Regions from separate parts of the Homo sapiens genome. Here region 2 is linked to region 1. A link is a loop called in an ENCODE intact Hi-C map of the cell type or tissue named here. Cell type or tissue: dorsolateral prefrontal cortex. All regions are shown on one strand.

The links. Hi-C counts contacts between places; a loop is a spot of excess contacts. Peaks named below come from ENCODE experiments on the same cell type or tissue, not always from the same donor. Only the 100,000 strongest peaks of a DNase experiment are listed, where the experiment ranks them.
Region 2: it touches region 1 in a loop (4-fold over the local background); 4 of 110 quality-filtered maps call a loop at or near these places.

What each region holds. Positions count from the first base shown.
Region 1 is chr10:22,614,674-22,622,673 of GRCh38, reverse strand. All of the region lies in intron 1 of PIP4K2A (phosphatidylinositol-5-phosphate 4-kinase type 2 alpha), which reads left to right. Among named protein-coding and RNA genes, the nearest start is that of PIP4K2A, 96 kb to the left of the region's middle. RefSeq lists a silencer at 3,940-4,234 and enhancers at 6,465-6,704, 6,735-6,784, 6,835-6,904, 6,644-7,212. In dorsolateral prefrontal cortex, CTCF peaks have their summits at 65 (motif pointing left), 4,731 and 4,931 (motif pointing left); DNase peaks (open chromatin) are centred at 96, 1,993, 4,947, 6,563 and 1 weaker place; H3K4me3 peaks cover 4,575 bases; H3K27ac peaks cover 8,000 bases.
Region 2 is chr10:22,758,341-22,766,340 of GRCh38, reverse strand. No RefSeq gene overlaps it. Among named protein-coding and RNA genes, the nearest start is that of PIP4K2A, 48 kb to the right of the region's middle. In dorsolateral prefrontal cortex, no CTCF peak of the experiment used is centred here; DNase peaks (open chromatin) are centred at 4,360 and 7,288; H3K4me3 peaks cover 369 bases; H3K27ac peaks cover 7,571 bases.

The DNA.
Region 1 (8,000 bases):
CCGGGTATGTGGAGTGGCGGTGCCCGTCCACTGACAGTGGGGAAGAGGCCAGCCTTTGTGCTGCCGCCCACTGGCGGAATTATTAATATTTCTAGGGCCTTTCCGCCAGAATGGGAATCCTCCAGTGTCCCCTCGGGGAGTGACCCAGGCCAAAGGTGCGATTGCAGCAGAGCAGGGGACAGCGGCAGAGGGCCCAGGCCTCAGAGCACAGATGGTAACTGGCTCCTCCCGTGCTCCGTGACGCCCAGCCCAGCCCTGTGTGAGCTGGGTCTTCCCGTGCCCGAAGCTTCTTGGGCTGGGGTTTCTGAGGAATCAGTCCTGTGCCTCTCATGCGATGGGATGGCATGGACAGCAACAGGCAGCGCACCGTCTTTCTGCCACCTGAACCCCAGCTGTGGAGCCCCTCAGCATCTGGGAGCACATGGCATTGAGTGGCCACCGGCACAGAGGTAGCAGCTTTGTCTCCTCTTCTGTCTGCTAACAATCCTCTACTACTTTTCTGTCTTTAAAAAATTCTTTGACATTTCTCGTTTTCTATTGTCTGCTCTCCAATGTTCTTGTCATGTTTGGTGGTGGTGTTTTTGATTTTCCCCCAATCTCTAACTTCCTTTACTGTCATCTTAGCAGAGCTTCTGGAAGGAAAAGAGATAAAAATGCATGGTCAGGTCATCTCTTAAAATGGGAATCCGGGAAAGCAGTGTAAATGGCAGCATGGTACCCTTCCTCTCATTGTTCTTTCAGGATGGATGCTGGGCAGGAAAGCAGGCGGCCCCTCTGTTGTGGTCATGGAAAGAAAAACAAAAGTTCTGGTGTAACAGAATTAGGATTTCATTGCTTCCTTCTGGAATCTTAACGAAGGTCCCAACTGTGAAGTCTGCTGAACACATCTCAGTTCAAAATGCTGAACTGTACATGCCATCCCCTTCTCCATTGTCTTACAGGTTTTATTAATGATGTGTTTCAGTGATTGATTTTCTGAATGCACAGCTGTCACTCACTGCTTACTTTTTCAGTAGATGTGGTTATCTGGGGTACCCAGGGACACCTGTATTACATACCAAACTCCTCCCCATCTTCTCCATGGCTAGCCAGATTTAGGTATGAGATTTAGGGCTTCTGGCCAGCTTGGTATCATCTAGCACCTTCTGGAAGCTTTGCCTTCACAGCTTACTTGGGGAACTCTAGTTTTAGAACATCCTTATCCCAGGATGAATGGAAAGAAAGATACCAGGGAAGTATTAAATTATTTTAGCATATTAAATATCTGACTAAAAAGTAAAATGTTTATTTGAAGTTTTCAAGATCAGTTTCTTAGAGTGCTGTGTGATTGCTAGTGGTCATGCCATTTGGATGAGTGAAGTTCTTATTTGACATCCATTAAGTATTTGAGTGTCTTCAATTGCAAGTGGCAGAAATTTACCTTCCTCTAGCTTAGGGGATTGATTGGTTTCTGTCTCTGGAAAGGATGTTGGATTAGGCTGGCCTCAAGATCCCCCAGGTCCAGAGATTCAAATGATGTCATCTGCACGTGGCTCTTATCTGTCTTATCCCGTCTTTTCTGTGCATCAATGGTGATGCTTAACTTTACGTGGCTGAAGACATGGTTACAGGCAACTGCAGGCATATTAGCTTCATTTAGCATCTCTTCCCTGTCCCCTGTGTCAGTTTCAAAAGAAGACCAGGAACTTGCAATGCCTTTGATTAGAATATTGGAGCTGTGGCTTTTCTTCCAATCTTTGTCCCTGCACTGCCACATCCACATAAATGAAACACTTAAAGAGGTTATGTGTGTCTTCCAGGAATTAAGTGGATCTCTGGAAAGTTGTTTTGTGATTCATTTGAATTTGTGGGAATGTCTCCCAAGTGCAGGCACCAGAGCCCTGTGGTGGCTAAAGCCCTGGAATGGGCCAAGTCATCCAGGCAGGAGACTCCAGGGAGTGGCAGGAACTGTGCCCAGCTGGAGGGTGTATCCCCACAGCTACTCAGCACCAGATGAGTGATGCCGGGCCCGGTGCCAGGTCTTCCCATTTTTAAAAGAAGCCAGAAATCCAAATTTGTATGTAAATGTTCTCAAGTCTGAAAAGATTGGTGATTAATTCAAGCATTTTCTAAATCACTATCTGGGCCAAAGCACACATCACTGTGATCTCTTCTCAGACTCGTTTTTTAAAGTATAAAGCGAGATCAAGAGTGCTGGGGCACTTTGCTCAAGGCCAGAGGGTGGTGACGTGGCTGACCAGGGCTCAGTCATAGGTCTCCTGACTCCCTGAGCCTGGGGCCCTTTTGAATGGACCACGTTGTAAGCTCTTGTTTTCATTGGCAATGTCTTTGTTTGAATTTTTAAAAAAGCCAGTATTACCTCTGTACCAGATTATAAATTTTTGGCCTGAATTCAGTAGTTTTATGTCAGATTCTGTGGTTCATGGGAGGTAGAATTTTAACATGACTACATTCTTTTGTATGAAGTTGACAGTGGGCCAGCCGGCAAGGATGTCCGTAAGAGTCTGATTGAGCTTGCAGATACCAAGTTGACAGATGGGAGAGTTTGTGTCTATGTTATAAATTAAAGTAAGATTCTAAGCAAAAGTTTAAATATTTCTGATGACATTTTAATTTTAGTCAAGTAGCCATTAATCAAAAGATTGACTTAATGATTCTTGTTTAATTGAAAAATCTGCTGAAGTGAATTAATTTAGGCTTTTGAGTTTGTGGACCCTGGAAAGGATGACCTTTGTGCTTTTATTCTCATTCCTACTCACCTTTGATATCAGAATAACTTTATTTGGCTTGTCAAAAAAAGCATTTCTTTTCTAGATATTGGAAGGTAGCTCAGATTTCAGAAGAAAATGTTAATTAAAATATACTTGGATCTTTGATTTTTGTCTTATCTGCAGATAGACATCAACTTTTGAGAAATGGTCTTAGAAAATGAATATTAGCTGGGCGTGTTGGCTCATGCCTGTAATCCCAGCACTTTGGGAGGCCAACGCGGGTGGATCACCTGAGGTCAGGAGTTCGAGACCAGCCTGGCTAACATGGTGAAACCCCATCTCTACTAAAAATACAAAAACTAGCCACACGTGGTGGCGCCCACCTGTAGTCCCAGCTACTCGGGAGGCTGAGACAGGAGAATTGCTTGAACCCAGGAGGCGGTGGTTACAGTGAACTAAGATCATGCCATTGCACTCCAGCCTGGGCAACAGAGCGAGGCTTTGTCTCAAAAAAAAAAAAAAAGAAAAAAGAAAAAGAAAATGAATATTGATGAAGCAGCTGTAGAAAATTGACCTCTTGCCTCAAGACAAATAAAAGTACATTTCCCAGACATTTTCAGCTGCCCGTTTTTTCCTGCCTCTGTAACTGATTCTAATTTGCCCTGCCTGTCCCTCTGAAACCTCAGAACTTTCAAATTGCTATTTGGTTTGCAGGGTAGGTTGTAATGAGAGCCACAGCATTCCAAGTGTGGGCTACATGCCTGAATCATATTAGAACTTCATTTTTTTTTTTAAAGTTCTTAATTGTTTCAACCTATATTCATTGTAATATTATAAAAATTATTTCCAAATGAGAGCTGGTGCTCAAGTTGGTGATTTTTTCCCCCAGTACAAAATTAACAATTACACATGAATATCAGATAGTGAAAATCAGATTAAAAATGTTTAGGTAATCCCTCATTCTCCCAATAAGACACTTAGTAGAAAAAAGTAAGAAAAAATTATGCCTTTATGATGGTCTTTGTTCTAAGTATGTTCTGGTTGCTACCAATACACATCAAAAATATGAACTTTGGTGTATAAATAGTCGTAGTTTCCCCATTTTACAAACAAATTGGACACAACTTTCAAGTATTCTGAAGGAGAGGTCGTAGGTATTGCACCTAATGTGGGTAATTCTGTGTCAGCCAGGCAGCCTACTACTGTGTTCCTGCACATGATTCTAACCCTGGAAGCTGTATTGTCTCTGCTTCTCAGCTCCCAGCCAAGCCCTCTGCACCTCTCCAGAAATAAATTGTGTGCAGATAGCTCTGGAGAGAGAAGAGCATGGTGTGGAGGGGATTGTGCAATGTGATGGCCTTTTTTAGGTGACATTATGGAAAATATTTTCTTAGCAATGCACCTGAGGTCATTTTTTAAACCTTTGTGGAGAACAAGTGAAAGTTCTGATCACAACTGCAGGGCCCTTCTGTTTGCGGGACAGGGACAAAACAAGTCAGAACTTCCAGCTGTGAGTCACTTCAATAGCTCTGGATACCCTCAACTCTTATCTCTTAATAGTCCTAATTTTAGTTCTCTGTTCATTCACTTCTTAAAGCGAATGAACCTCAGGGCAGAAATTGTTCAAAGTCATTTGTTTGGTGGAAGGAATCCTTGTGTGCTTTATCAGCCACAGAGTCACAAAGGAATTTTGTTTTCTTAGGATGAGTCCAGTAAGTGGAAAGTATCTATTTTAAGATACTGATAGGAAGGGATGTGGGGAAAGAGAGGAGAGATTTTTATCTGTAATGTTGAACTCATATCACATTTTAGGTCGTGAACCTAGCGAGCATCCATTTGTAGAAGCCAGAAGCAATTGCAAAACTTGCAGAGTCTAGGGAATCTGGTATGACATATTTATTGTTTGATTTCCCTATGAAATTAATTACAGTAGTATCTAGAATAGTCATCATATCAAGTTATGCGTTACACTTCTTCCTGTTGGGCCCTCATTGATCTTGAACCCTTTGTGCTTAGCTCGCTCTGGTTATTTTTGTTATTGAATTATGTTTTAAAATAGGCCCTCATATTTAAGTAGTAGAAATGTATCTTGGGAGATAAAGTGAGCCCTTTTTCAATCTGTGTCTTGAGATTTTTGAGGAGGGATGCACGGGCCTTTCAAGATAATTCCCAACCCACTCTCGACATCTCCTGTCTTCCCCCATGCTCATGCTGCCATGAAATAGCTCCCCCTCCAGGCCCCCTGCCACTTCCGCCAGCCTTTATACCCAACAGGGGCTCCACACAAGGGGTGCTTCCTGTTTCATCTCAATATGTCATAATTTGTAGGGAATTGTCTTCATTATAATCAGATTAAGTATCTCAGTGTCTCCTCTACATGTGAGAGGCTTTTTTGGTACTTTTTGCATATTCTTGGCTGAATGAAAACCAATTACTAATTATGTATTAGTCTGAGAACATAGTGTTTAGGGTGAATATATCTGAATTAATTAAGTGCCATTAATAATGCCTCTCAGGATTTATGAGCATATTCTTTGCTTGACTTAAAAATGATATAAATTAGTGAGGTTTATTTTTTAAATGTCACACTGTGAGATGGCTTTGTGGGGACACCCCTGTATGCCGTAATTTCAGAACCGTTACCAGCTGGGTCTCACTTATTTATTCCTTGTCCAGTAGCTATTTAGTATTCCCATTTTTGCAGCTTAATTGCAACCTCTCTTTTCCTGCCAGTGTGAATTTAGTCTTACATCTGCAGGAGTGATACTCATTGCAGTCAGCCAGTCTCACACGAAAAAACAAACCTGTGTGTTTTGCAGTGTTGGAGGGAACTTGCATGTGATGTAAATGTCAATGCCTTGCTCAGGAGAGGAATCAAGGTACCTTTTCTGAGTTGGGCTATATAGTAATTTAAAAGGAAAGGCCCACATAAATGTTACTGTGTTTTGTGTTAATTATATTTTTCATGAAGGAAACTGAGACAATTGGCTTTAATAAATAATTGGCTTAGAAGTAGATTTTACATCCTTCAAGGATATTGTGTATGATTCATTAAGATTTAATGGAGCTTTGAGGAGTATTTATTTTCCCTTTTTTAAAATGACAAGAAATGTTAGATGACAACTTTTCAGTCACACAGTTCTTTCCAGATTTACATTGTGCTATTATACCACAGCTGGTGTAATTGTAGTAGCCCATGGTACATATTCAGTTAAGTGTGTATTTTATCATCTGCCCTAAACATGTACTTAATTACTTTTTTTTTTTAAATAAGGAATCTTTTAGAAGTTTTTTTGAACACAATGAAGACTTAAATTTCAGGCAGATATCTTATGAAGTTGCTAGGAATCTTATCTCACTGGCTGTTAGGAATTTGAAAGTATCTTGGGCTCAGCCAGTCCAGCTCCCTGAATTTTATATTCCAGGTAACTCATGTGAGTTATGTTGGCAGAAGATTTAAGATTGGACTGAGTTCCAGGTACAGCTCTACTGTTTAATAGCTTGGGCCTTTTCTAATCTCACTAAGCCTCAATTTCCTTATCTGTGTAATGGGCATGATAATAGCACCTCTACCCCCTTGGGTTGTAAAGATCAGATAAGATACTGTGTGTGGAGTGCCTCACGTGGGTCTTGGCACATGTGCACCTAGCATGAGCCGTAAGGTTAGTGCCAAGTGTGGCAGTGAGTTAGGGTAAAGCTGAGCCAAGCCTGAGGAGCTCTCCCCGGCTTCCTCCCTCTCCCTGCCACATGTCAGCTCCCCCTCTGCTCTCTCCCCTGCCCCCACTCTTGAGTCATACCATAATCAGGGACATTTTGGCGCTCTGCACTAGCCCTCTCCGCCCCGTTTGACCCTGTTTCTATTGATGCAGACAACAAAGCTGCTTTATTTTATGTCATCTTTGGAGCCCCAGCATGGGCAGCTTTGATGCCCAATGGCCGGGCAGCAAGGCAGTGCAGACCCACACCTGCAATTTGGGGGTGACTGGCACGGCATAAACAGGAACAAGAAGTCCGGCATAAACAGGAACAAGAAGTCGCTCCCAGGATGCCCTGGGGCCCCAGGCTCCAGCCACTCTGTGTGGGGCGGGGAATTTCTAATACACTTGTTTTACAGGCCTGTGAGTGTGACCAGCAGTACAGAGAGAACTATACTGTGTTTGCCAAAGGGGATTGACAACCATTAAGTATTTGACAACCATTAAGTGTAAAGTGATATTGCTCTTTTGCTGTGAGAATTTTATTGAATATTTGCAACCTGAAGGAACCTTAAAGGTGGCCTGTATGTGATAGTATAACTGGTGCTTTCACTTTGTTCAGCTAACCTAAGAAAATTTTAATAAACTCAAAAACCACTTTCATCTTCATGAATTAAAAACTGTTTGGATTTCACAATATATGCTTATTCCTATAAAGGGTGTATGATTCTTTCCTTCAAAACAGTAATGGTTAACACAAATCTTTCTGTTTCCTTTATGAACATTATGTAACATATAGATAGAACTATATGTGTGCGTGTTCCCAATATAAGTATCTTAGAAAAGTGTCAATTCTTTGTATAAAAAATACTGATGAAAGGACAGGTGGGATGGTTCATGCCTGTGATTCCAACACTTTGAGAGGCTGAGGCAAGAGGATCTGTTGAGCCCAGGCAACATAGCAAGACCTTGTCACCACAAAAAAATTTTTAAAATTAGCCATGCATGGTGGTGTGCGCCTGTAGTCCCAGCTCTCAGAAGACTGAGGCAGGAGGACTGCTTGAGCCTGGGAGTTCAAGACTGCAGTTGGCCATGATCATGCCCCTGCACTCCAGCCTGAGCAACCCTATCTTTTAAAAAAAAAATCCTGATAATAAGTGTAAAATAATGATGATAAACCACTGTTAGTTATCAATTTTAGGGTAGATCATATAGAATGGTTGGTCTAGGTAGGATGCCAAACTAATAATTTAAAGTTTTCTAAAACTGGAGACTTTGAAACCCAAGAATCTTTATTTTGAAATCTGAAAGTTCACAGCCCAGAGCGCTATATAAAATATTGAAGTTAACAAATAGGATTAACTCAGCCTTCTTCAATCTGGGAGCTCATTGCCATTACCTGCATTTGCACCAAAATTTGAACTAGAGACAAGCAATATATTTTAGTTTGGGTAAGAGCAAAGTAACAGGCTAAAGGAGAGAGTTTTTCAGGAAGTTAAATGTCTTTTCAGTTATTAAGCAGCTCTGCAAGTAATCCATTTCAGTAAAACTGACGAATGATCGCTAAGCCTCATATACAACACAATAAAATGTG
Region 2 (8,000 bases), 140 kb before region 1:
GAGAACAATTTCATCTTCAGATGTAGCAAACAGTGTGTAACCGAAATGGGAATTTCAGGGGAGGTCTCATGTTTGACACAATATAGCGCCTTTTTCTTTTTTGGCCCTCAGTTACCTTCATGCAAATGTACTAAGATGTCAGAATTGCAGATATTTTACATGTTAGGAGAATTCTCTCATACCTAAATTCCCATGCAAATTGTACAATTCTCCTTAATCTCATTATTGATGGTACTCTTTCCAAACCGCTAAAGTGTGACAAAATGTGTACCTTACTGAAACAATATGTAAGCATTTCATGGATGAGTCCCAAAAACTGATGAACTATTTTCAGACATGGTATTTATGAGACTACCAAAAACTCATTAGTCTTGTCATTTCTTTTGTAAGTTGAAAAGTAAGCACATGTTATTTATATCATTGCTCTAGAGACACTGGTAATTTTGGTCTGGAAGACATTTGCATTTAAGATACACCATGCGACTGGCATCAGTTTATTTTTTAACGTTATGTTTATACACTAATCTATTACTAGCAATGGAAATATGCAAATATATCATGTGTTTTCTCTTTTTTTTTTTTTTTTTTTTTTTTTTGAGACAGAATCTTAATCTGTTGCCCAGGCTGGAGTGCAGTGGCTCCATCTCTGCTCACTGCAACCTCCGCCTCCCAGGCTCAAGCGATTCTCCTGCCTCAGCCTCCCAAGTAGCTGGGATTATAGGCACACACCACCACACTCGGCTAATTTTTGTAGTTTTAGTAGAGATGGGATTTCACCGTGTTGGCCAGGCTGGTCTCAAACACCTGACCTCACGTGATCTGCCCACCTTGGCCTCCCACAGTGGTGGACTTACAGGTGTGAGCCACTGCGCCCAGCCTCCTTTCTTCATTTGATAAATATATTTGGAGAATCTTATGCTTTGAAGTGAGAGCAGCACATCTAAGTGGACATTTATAATACTTCAGTCTCTCCACTAAACTAGACCAGAAGGAAAACAGAACCTCAGAACAAAAATTACCCTGAATTCTTTCTCTTCTGTAAACAGTCTTGGACTTCCCTTTCCATGTGGAATAGATGGAGAACTTGTTAGAGCTGACATATACTGTACATGCCAAAGAGACAAAAAGATCCCTGTGCATCAATGACCCCTGGATGTGAGAACATCAATGCCTAGTATAAAGTGATGGCCTGTTTCCTAGCAGTTAACTTCAAATGAAGACACCCTCACAATATGTGTGTGTGCATGTGTGTTACATGTACACAGCTTGTCATTTAGGGGAACTATATAATGCAGGCTTCCTTCTCCATAGGACTACCACCAATTTCATGTCACATTTCAGAAGATTTTGCCTGAGATGAAGTTTTAAAGTTCCCTGAAGACCTGTGGGTCTTAACCACTGATGAGAGTGCAGCCATCTTCAACAGTCTTGGGTGAATTAGATAGTGTTTGGCAGAATTGTCAGATTCCTCCCATCTTGGAAGCCTGAGTTTCTGTTCCTGGCACTCTAGTTGTTTTGCTTGATTCTTGATCCTCACATCCGGCTCCTCCCTCCTGGATCATTGACTGAACCCTTTCTCAGGCTTATTTGTCTGTGTTATTATTTTGATTTACTCTGTAGGTCATAACTGGGAATAACACAGCGAGTCATAAATGCCAAAACTTAATTAAACAAAGGACCCTAGGTCCTTTCCTTTCCCTGCCTATCACATCCAATTTATCACCATGTCCTCTCAATTCTACCTCCTAAGTTCATGTGGAATCTGCCCTCTGGGCTCCATCCACACCATCGCCTCACCTTAGGACCTAATGGCCTCTTATGTGAATAGCTGCAATAGGGTCTTCTCTGGCCTCCTTCAAGTTTGCTTCCAAAATGGGAAGCCCTTTTCCCAGATCAAGGGGATCATACTAAAACAAAACTGTGATCATAGCTATCACACTGCATAGGGTATGGACCCCTTCCTTGTTTCCCCATGGCATCAGAATGAAGTGAAGGCAGCTTGCTGTGCACAAAAGACCTTTCCCTGGTCAGCTTCTTCCCAGTGTCCCAGCACCACCCCTGCCCCACTGCACAACTGCAGCACAACCCACCCCCAGTGCCATCCCACAGGAACCCTTCACCTCCCAGCCACCCTGCCCACTCATCTCTGGACTCGTTGTTCTCCTTCAACGCTCATTCTTTTTCTTTCTTTCTTTTTTTTTTTTTTGTTTTTGTTTTTGAAATGGAGTCTCACTCTATTGCCCGAGCTAGAGTGCAGTGGGGAGCTCTGGGCTCACTGCAACCTCTGCCTCCCAGGTTCAAGCGATTCTCCTGCCTCAGCCTCCCGAGTTGCTGGGGTTACAGGTGCACCCCACCTTGCCTGGCTAATTTTTGTATTTTTAATAGAGACAGGGTTTCACTATGTTGGCCAGGCTGGTCTTGAACTCCTGACCTCAAGGAATCTACCTGCCTCAGCCTCCCAAAGTACTGGGATTACAGGTGTGAGCCACCACCCCTGGCCAACACTCATTCTTTTTCTAAAATATATTTTTATTGAAACATAATAGTGTATATTTATGGGAGATGTGGTATTTTGATACAAGCATACAGTGTATAATGATCAAATCAGGGTTATTGATCACCTCAAATTGATCACTGCATTTTCTCAATTCTACTTCCTAAGTGCATGTGCCATCTGCCCTCTGGGCTCCATCCTCATCATCTTCTTCCTCATGGTGCCATGGGAAGCCAAATCACCTTAAATATTTATCATTTCTTTGTGTTTGGGAACATTTCCAAATCTCTTCTAGCTATTTTAAAATTTACAATAAATTCTTGTTAACTAGAGTCACCCTATTGTGTTACAGAAGGCTGGAACTTACTCCTTCTATCTAACTGTATTTTTGTACCTATTAACCTCCCTGTGCCTTGGGACCCTCCTCCCCTTCATCCAGTTATGCTTCGTCAGGGGAGCCCACCAGTCCTCCCCAGGGATATAAACCCCAGAGCATGGACCACATTGTGAAACAATCGAAAACTGGTCAAACTTGGGTTATGTGCATAGCTGATATAAACCTTTAGATATTCTGAGGAAAGCAAAGAAATCACCATCAAAATCTAATCTGAAAGAGATGACATTATTTAAATCCAGTAAAAGAATCAAAGGAAGGTTTTTAAAGAACAGGAACTTTTTTAAGAACTTTTTTTTTTTAAAAAGACACAGGGTCTTGCTCTATTGCTCAGGCTGGAGTACAGTGATACAATCATGGCTCACTGCAGCCTCCATCTCCTGGGCTCAAGCGATCCTCCCCTCCTCAGCCTCCTGAGTAGTTGGGACTACTGGCGTGCACCACCACACCCAGCTAATTTTTTCTTTTCTTTTCTTTTCTTTATTTTTTGAGATGGAGTCTCGCTCTGTCGCCAGGCTGGAGTGCAGTGGCACAATCTCGACTGACTGCAACCTCTGCCTCCCGGGTTCAAGTGATTCTCCTGCCTCAGCCTCCCGAGTAGCTGGGACTACAGGTGCATGCCACCTACGCCCAGCTAATTTTTGTATTTTTAGTAGAGACAGGGTTTCACCATGTTGCCCAGGATGGTCTCGCTGTCTTGACCTCGTGATCTGCCCACCTCAGCCTCCCAAAGTGCTGGGATTACAGGTGTGAGCCACCACGCCCAGCCCCAGCTAATTTTTTAATTTTTTGTAGAGATAGGGTCCTGCTATGTTGCCCAGGCTGGTCTCAAACACCTGAGCTCAAGCAATCCTCCCACCTTGGCCTCCCAAAGCATTGGAATTACAAGCATGAGCCACTGCATTCAGCCAAACTTTTGACTGGAATTCTAGTCTCAAAAATACTTTTTTGCTCAAATGGACGGCTCCTATAATATCTTTCCAGCTACTTCTTTTTCCTAAAAGCATCTCTCTAATCCCCTAATGACCATAAGATAACTATGTGTAAGAATTTTTTAAAAATCTTGTCCTCAATCAAAACCTGGGTTTTATGTGCAGAATTAGGCCACGATCACAGCATTATGTGGCCAAAATGAATTCTGAATGGACAGCCCTGCTCCCTCAGATACCCACACAATCAATCAGATTAAAGAGCACAAGAAGAGAAAAAGTGTGAATTTCAGTTAGGAGACATTTTGAGGAAATGTGCCTTTGACAAGCATGGGATGGTATTTTGGTCTCTCCCCCTCTGAAGGGTGTGATTGCAATTCCTCCTCTGCCCTCATCTCTCTCTCTCTATTTAGAGAGAAACAATGAGGAGATGGAAAGATCGAACAAACACATCTTTGTGAAACAACAAAGAGGTACAGTGGGGTCCTGGGGCTGATGGAGGGGTGGAGACTGCCTCTGGTTTGCATTCCTGGCTCAGGGGGTGAAAGAGAGAGGGGACCAGATGTGGCAGCTCACAGGAGTTGGAGGGGGCCTGCCCACCTCCCCCTCTTCATCCCCTAACTCCAGCTGTGGTGATGAGCTGCTCTTTGAACACAAGAGGATTCCACTTAATGTATCTTCTGCTGATGTTGCAGTTGGTGGTGCTGACATATGGAGAAGGAGGGAATGATAGGGAGATGATTCACACAAAGATCTTGTCCTTTAGTTTTCTTTTACAAATTTGGGATGAGGTCATGCTTGGTGGCTCATATCTCTAATCCCAGGACTTTGGGAGGCCAAAGCAGGCAGATTGCTTGAGCTCAGGAGTTTGAGACCAGCCTGGGCAACATGGAGAAACCTCATCTCTACAAAAAGTAACAAAAATTAGCTGGGCATGGTTGGTGCACAGCTATAGCCCCCACTACTTGGGAGGCTGAGATGGGAGGATCAATTGAGCCCAGGAAGTCGAGGCTGCATTGAGCCGTGTTCACATCACTGCACTCCAGCCTAGGCAATAGAGTGAGAACCTGTCTCAAAAAATAAAAAAGGGAGGTGAGAAAGAGATACCAGTGAAGAAATACTACCACAACCAAGGAAAAGATACCTCGATAAATGAGGGACTAGAGCCCAAGCCTTATCTGAGTCATTCATGCTAAACATCCCATGAGAAGTCACATTTAGAGGGATTAAGAACACACACTCTGAAACCAGACGGCCCAGCATGGATCCTGACACTCACATCTACCAGCTTTATGATCCTGGGCAAGTTTCTTAACCTCCCTGCGCCTCAGTTTCCTTTGTCTTTAAAATGAGGGTGAAATCACACCAACCTCCCAGTATTGCTTCGAGGGTCATATGAGAGAAGATTAACATAAAGCAGTCAGAAGGTTAAGTCTCAATATACGTTAGCTATTATTATGGTTAAGCAAGTTATAGAATTATTTTGTACCTCGGTTTTTCTTTTTTTTTTTCTTTTTTTTTTTTTTTTTGAGATGGAGTCTTGCTCTGTCACCCAGGCTGGAATGCAGTGGTGCAATCACCGCTCACTGCAAACTCTGACTCCTGGTTCACACCATTCTCCTGCCTCAGCCTCCCAAGTATCTGGGACTACAGGCACCCACCACCATGCCTGGCTAATTTTTTTCTATTTTTAGTAGAGATGGGGTTTCACAGTGTTAGCCAGGATGGTCTCAATCTCCTGACCTCATGATCCGCCCGCCTTGGCCTCCCAAAGTGCTGGGAATACGGGTGTGAGCCACTGCGCCCGGCCAGTTTTTCAATCTATAACAATGAATTTGTTTTTATTAAATCAACTCTATAGTCCTTAGAAAAGTTAGGAGGGAATTATGGAAAAGCTTAGAAAATATGACTAGCATGTCAACTTGGAAGACATACTTAGAAAGGCTTTGCTACTTAGTCACCAAAATATGTAACAAACAAGAAAGAAAGAACCCTGTCAACACTTAATATGCTCTTCTTTTCAAATACATCCCCCTAGAGCTATCATTAATTCTACCCGCTCTACACAACAGCAGGCTGACAAAAACAATCATCTGACTTGAGAAGATAAAAATGGAGTTTCCCCACCAACCTTCCAAGTTCTATGAAAACCAAGTCCAGAAGAGAGGCTGAGTTTGTTTATGTTCTTTGGTCATGCTGTCTGAATATTCAGAAGTTAATAATTAGCTAGAATTTGTTAAGTACATACTATGTGCCAAATAATGTGTTAGATATTTTACATTCCTGTTGATAAGAATCTTAGGAGTAAGAACTGTTGTTATCCTATTTGACAGATGAGAAGACTAAAGTATTAAAAGGTCAAGTAAGTGGTCAGGTCTGTCTGACTCCAGACCCTGTAAGCTCAATCACTGCATTATGCAGCTTCTTTTGATCCTAGGTATACTGAATAATGTTTTTCACCATATACTTGCAACATTTGATGTCAATTTTTTTTATGTTTTAGACAGGGTCTCACTCTGTTACCCAGGCTGGAGTGCAGCAGTGCCATCACCACTCACTGCGGCCTCAACTTCCCAGGCTCAAGTGATCCTCCCACCTCAGTCTCTCGAATAGCTGGGACTACAGGCACATGCCACCATGCCCACCTAGTTTTTTTGTATTTTTAGGAGAGATAAGATCTCGCCATATTGCCCAGGCTGGTCATGAACTCCTGGGCTCAAGTGATTAGTCTGCCTTGGCCTCCCAAAGTCCTGGGACTACAGGTATAAGCCACTGCGCCCAGCCCCAACATTAATAATTTTGAATTATTTTTTTAACTGGCAAATCCATATTCTAAAAAACATTTCCAGATTTACTAAATGTCCTTTCCTAGAAGACCTGTCATTGTGAAATGAAGTTTTCCTACTTTCGGGGATTAAAATGTCCTTCTGAAAAATGAAATAAAAGTGTTGGTAGATTATATATTTTCCCTCTTTTTTTTTTTTTTTTTTTTGAGACAGAGTCTTGGCTCCTGTTGCCCAGGCTGGAGTGCAACGGCACGAACTCACCTCACTGTGACCTCCGCCTCCTGGGTTCAAACGATTCTCCTGCCTCAGCCTCCTGAGTAGCTGGGATTAGAGGCATGTGCCACCATGCCTGGCTAATTTTGTATTTTTAGTAGAGACAGGGTTTCTCCATGTTGGTCAGGCTGGGCTCGAACTCCTGACCTCAGGTGATCCACCCGCCTCAGCCTCCCAAAGTGCTGGGATTACAAGCGTGAGCCACTGCTCCCGGCCCTATTTTCCCTCTTTTTAAAGAACAAAACTAAACTAAAAAAAAAAAAAAAAAAAAAAAAAGGATGGATCTTGCCAATTTTTTTCTTTTAATTGATGGACTATGAAATTCACACATCTGAGCACATTACATCATACTTTGCATAATGGTTTAATGTTTGCAAACAACCATTAGTTGTTGAGACCGGAGATCTCGCCTCGGCATCATCGCTGTTTTCTGGAATCACAGGAACACAGTCAGTCGTCTTATTAAAATACATGCTTATAATTTGATGTGAAAAAACAGCATGAAGAAAAGGTATTTTGAAAGCAATTAGGGAAATTAATTATGGACTGACTCTTACATGATGCCAAGGAATTATTGTTAATTGATTAGGTATTGTTGTTAGTTTTTAAAGTCCACGTTTTTTAGAGATGGATATTGATATAAGTCGAGGTAAAATTATACATCTGGCACTCGCTTAAAAATTCTTCAGCAAACTTAAAAAAGTAAAAGAAAAGAGAGATGAAGCAAATATGTCAGTCTTAATAATTTTTTAATCTGAGTGATGGGAAGAATGAATTACAGTCATCCCTCAGTACTCTCGGGGAATTAGTTCCAGGATCAACCCTCACCCCCACCCCCTCCCCACAGCCCACTCCCCCATGCCAAAATTCAAAGATGCTCAAGTCCCTAATATAAAATGGGGTAGTATTTGTGTATAACCTGAACACATCTTCCCATATACTTTTAATCATGTGTAGATTACTTATAATACCTAGAACAACGTAAGTGCTATGTAAATAATTACTATACGGTATTGTTGAGGGAATAATGGCAAGAAAACAAGTCTGTATGTGCTCAGTACAGATGGAACCATCCTGTTAGTTTTCTCAAATATCTTCAACCAGTGGTTGGTTGAATCCACAAA